Linked DNA regions of Homo sapiens: region 1 is linked to region 2. A link is an interaction called in ENCODE POLR2A ChIA-PET data of the cell type or tissue named here. Cell type or tissue: OCI-LY7. All regions are shown on one strand.

Evidence for each region. Peaks named below come from ENCODE experiments on the same cell type or tissue, not always from the same donor. Only the 100,000 strongest peaks of a DNase experiment are listed, where the experiment ranks them.
Region 1: POLR2A ChIA-PET joins it to region 2 with 6 read pairs; 4 of 35 experiments call an interaction of 5 or more read pairs at or near these places.

The regions. Positions count from the first base shown.
Region 1 is chr3:56,965,680-56,968,179 of GRCh38, forward strand. It overlaps a transcript of ARHGEF3 not described here. Among named protein-coding and RNA genes, the nearest start is that of ARHGEF3-AS1, 27 kb to the left of the region's middle. In OCI-LY7, no CTCF peak of the experiment used is centred here; no DNase peak of the experiment used is centred here; H3K4me3 peaks cover 562 bases; H3K27ac peaks cover 1,380 bases.
Region 2 is chr3:56,841,916-56,844,415 of GRCh38, forward strand. It overlaps a transcript of ARHGEF3 not described here. Among named protein-coding and RNA genes, the nearest start is that of ARHGEF3, 41 kb to the left of the region's middle. In OCI-LY7, no CTCF peak of the experiment used is centred here; no DNase peak of the experiment used is centred here.

The sequences.
Region 1 (2,500 bases), 120 kb after region 2:
GCTCTGTCGCCCAGGCTGGAGTGCAGTGGCACAATCTCGGCTCACTGCAACCTCTGCCTTCCGGGTTCACACCATTCTCTTGCCTCAGCCTCCTGAGTAGCTGGGACTACTGGCACCTGCCACCACGCTTGGCTAATTTTTTGTATTTTTATTAGAGATGTGGTTTCACCGTGTTAGCCAGGATGGTCTCAATCTCCTGACCTCATGATCCACCTGGCTCGGCCTCCCAAAGTGCTGGGATTACAGGTGTGAGCCACTGCGCCTGGCCACTACATTCATTTTTATAGTGGAAGATCATATAGAACTATATGGTAATAAAAAAGCTCAAAAAAAGAAAAAAATGAAAATCCAAGTTATAGGAGATATACATGATATGATATGATATATTATTTAGAAACACACAAAATACTACTCTATTGTTTATAGTCATATATATGTAATAAAAATGTAAAAACTCCAGATGTTAAGACTATTTCAACCGGAGAGGAATGATTACCTCCAGGGAGAGAGGGAAGGTATAGGGCCTGGGTTGGAGCACACAAAATCTGAAGCAAATATGACTAAATGTTGGATGTATAGTGGGTACAGAGATGAATGCTATACAAAGATACAGAATTAGGTCTGTATATGTAGGATGAGGGCCCTGGAAGGGCACAGCCCAACTGTTGACAGTGACTGATTACATAGCTGGGGTGGTATTTAGACAGCATAAATGTGGACATTATCCTTTATATTATGTATTTCTTAGTCTTTTACTATGAAAATATATTGTGGATTTATTGCATATAATGAACATAATGCAGATTATAATAACATATATTAGCTGGTGGGGAAGGAGGCAGAAAGGCATGAGATGAGGCTGGATAGGTGGGCAAGGCTGGACAGGGAAGCAGAGTCAGGGATTTGGCCATAGGGTGATGGGGTTCCACTGAAGCATGGAGTGACATGATGAGATTTGCCTTTTAGAAAGATATCCCTGGCAAGGGAGGGGAAAAGAGAGTCAGGGGTTCAGAGTGAAAGCAGAGATAAGCTGGAGGCTACTGCAGACATCCAGACCCTGTGTGGCCTGTCTCAGGGACACTTTCAAGATTCTGAAGGCAAGGGAGTCATAGGTGTCCACTGAAACTCTTCTCAACCATTCTCCACCCTCTGTCAGCCTTTTTTTTTTTAATTATTATTATTATTATTATTATTTTTTATTGAGACAGAGTTTCACTCTTGCTGCCCAGGCTGGAGTGCAATAGCGCAATCTCTGCTCACTGCAACCTCCACCTCCTGGGTTCAAGTGATTCTCCTACCTCAGCCTCCTGACTAGCTAGGATTACAGGCATGCGCCACCATGCCCGGCTAATTTTGTATTTTTAGTAGAGACAGGATTTCTCCATGTTGGTCAGGTTGGTCTCGAACTCCCGACCTCAAGTGATCTGCCTGCCTCGGCCTCCGAAAGTGCTGGGATTACAGGCATGAGCCACCGCGCCCAGCCTTTTTTTTTTTAAATACAGCATTATTCAATTGAAATATCATGTGAACCACATATGTAATTTAAGTTTTCTATTAGTCATATATATATAGTATATACATACTTATATATAATAATATTATATTATATATTATACAAATTATATATTATATATTATATATTATATATTATATATTGTACATATCATATATTATATAATATTATATTATATATTATATATTATACATATTATATATTATATAATATATTATATATTATACATATTATATATTATATAATATATTATATATTATACATATTATATATTATATAATATATTATATAATATATTAAATATATTACATAATATATAATATAATATATTATATGTATAATATATTACATATTATGTACATTATATAATATATAATATATATTATACATAATATATTTAATTATATATTATATATGTTACATAATATATATTATATAATATATATTATATAATATATAAAATAGCTATTATATATAATACTTATTATATTATATATAACATAATAAACATTATATTATATATAACATATATACTGGTACTATAATTATATATATTATATATACAATTATATATAATATATTATATTATATGATTATATATTACATATTATATAATATATATTATATAATATAATATATATTAATTATATTATTATATAATATATAATGACATATATAATATATAATATAAATATATAATATATAAATAATATATTATATATAATATATTATATATAATATAAAATATATTATATATTATATATATAAAATATATTTTATATTATAGTTTATATATAAAATATATAATATATATTTTTAAATATAAAACATATATATTTAATATATATAAAATATATATAATATATATAATATATATAATATATTATATATTTATTATACATAAAATATATATTGTATATAATATATATAAAACATATATTTTTATATATAATATATATAAAAATATATATTATATAATATATATAA
Region 2 (2,500 bases):
CAAGGTCTTGGCATTTGTTTTATTATTTGCAAAAGATCTTTTTTTCTTTTACTAACATTTTGTAGGTACTACACATTATCCTTTATAGACACTAGCTTAAGTAATTCTGAAAAATGCCATATGAAGTAGGAACTACTAGTAAGTCCACCCTGAGATGAGAAAATGAAGGCTAAGAAGGTTAAGTTCTCGGTTACCAAGTTAGTTATGGAGGCAAAATTTGAACTCAGTTCCTCCCCAACGCCCAGGCTAATCACATCTCTTGCAGTGTTTCCCCAAGCATGGCCCATGCATCACCAGTCAAATGTGGGATTGTAAGATGCATGTGTATAAATACATTTTTATTTTAACAGTTATATATGTCTTTATTTTAATGTGGATTAGAAAAAATTGTCCAGCTAGCAGATCTTTCTTGGATCTTATTGCTTGGGACCTAGCTAATTTTGCATCAATTACATGCTTTGCAAGAGCTAGAAAAACAGTTAAGCTCTAATGCCATTTCTTCTAAGAAATAAGTGATTTGACTCACCAAGGAATGGAATCCATACTAGCTTCTATAGACTGCTTCCCAGCTGAATTAATCAGCCTGGATATTAAATGATCCCTAGCAGATGTCTAGAAACCAATGCTTTTAACTTCAAAGAAGAGTTTCTTCTGGTACCCTTCTCTTCTCCATCATTTAACTCCCTCATCTTTTCCCCTGCCCCCTACAATCATGTAGCCCTGGAAGATTACCTAAGCTAAGACAAAATGGTGAAGAGCAGAGATGTCTGGAAGGAAGCAGAGCTGCTCACTCATCCTTCTGTCCCCAAGATGGCTCATCACGGAACTCTCCCTAGGGTGGTCATAGCTGATCCCTGAGCAGGCGCCCCATTCAGATAATGGCCAGACATCAAAGCCCCAGCTGACACAGAAATCTCTGGAGGAAAAAGCCATCTTGGTGACATAGTATTTTTAGTTCATCCTTTTCTTTATTGTCAAAATGACTTACAAATAGCTCCAACTTTTGACCGTGGCTAGTCATGCCACCAGTTGGCTGACTTTGTGTTCAATATTTTACTTAAAAAAACCCTCAAACTTCTAGTTATACAAGTAACACATGAATTATTTCTCCTTGTAAAAACTTTAAATATTAAATGTTAGACTGCCACTGGAGCCACCAGGCCCCCTCCTCAGAGAGAACCAGTTTAGGGTTTTAACTCAGAATCAATTTAATGAATTTAGGGTGTTATCCTTTCAGACTGCTTTCTATGCATGGATGTATCTTTGAAAAATAAGCAGAATTGTTCTGTGGTGGCTTAGCTTAGCACACAAATGATATCATACTTAAATTTCTGTAACTCCATTTTTATTTTTTATTTTTCTAAGACAGGGTCTCACTCTGTCTCCCAGGCTAGAGTACAAGGGCATGATCTTGGCTCACTGCAACCTCTGCATCCTGGGCTCAAACGATCCCCCTGCCTCAGCTCCCAGGTAGCTGGGACTACAGGTATGTGCCACCATGCCTGGATGACTTTTGTAATTTTTTTTTTTTTATAGAGAAAGGGTTTCACCATGTGGCCCAGGCTGGTCTCAAACTCCTGGACTCAAGTGATCTACCTGCCTTGGCCTCCCAAAGTGCTAGGATCACAGGTGTGAGCCACCATGCCCAGCCCAAATTTCTGTAACTTGAAAAAAGAAATCTAACAGTATGCCTTGGCAATCTTTTCATCTTTCACCATCTTTCTTTCCTTTTCTTTTTCTTAATGCTGCGTTATATTCCATGTATTCCATAGTGTAGATGTTTTTTATATTGTAAAGTGAAAATATCATGCAATTTGACCTTTGGCTTTTCTATAATACTTTTTCTCAGAGAGCAATGATATATAAGAAGAAGATTCCCTTTACTTTCTGCCCCTTCTGATTTCTAGAAAACTGCCACTAATTTCAGGAAAAGTAATACATGAATGGCAATTTGAGGGAGGGATTGGCATTAGTTCTGTAATTCCCAGTGCAACGGCAGGTTAACAGGACATAAAATCAGGCAGAATTGTGACTCACAACTGTATGGCCTTGGACTCATTAAACATCCATGAATCTCAGACTCATCAATTGCAAAATGAAGAGAATAATATCTACCTTTCCAGGTCACTGGCAAGATTCTGTAAGAAAAGGAAATTAAGAACAAGCAGAGTACCTGGCACTTTAGTGCATGACAAATTATTTAAAGCTGCGTGGCAAAGTTCTGCTCGACAGTGCAGAATACAAATATGTTTCTATTATGTAGGATTTTCAGTTTATGCTCAAAAATTATTATTTCCCTTTGGAATATCTTGTTAGTATGGATACTGCACCCTGTGGATTTATAGGTAGGGAAATTGAGACAGAAAGATATGCTCAAGGTAAATCCATCATGGTGCCAGGATTAGCTTTTCTAAGAACTGTTAAGCTTCTTTTCTTATGACTTATTGTTAAACTAATAAACAGAATGCTTGAAATTGCTACCTGAAAACTAAGCATATTG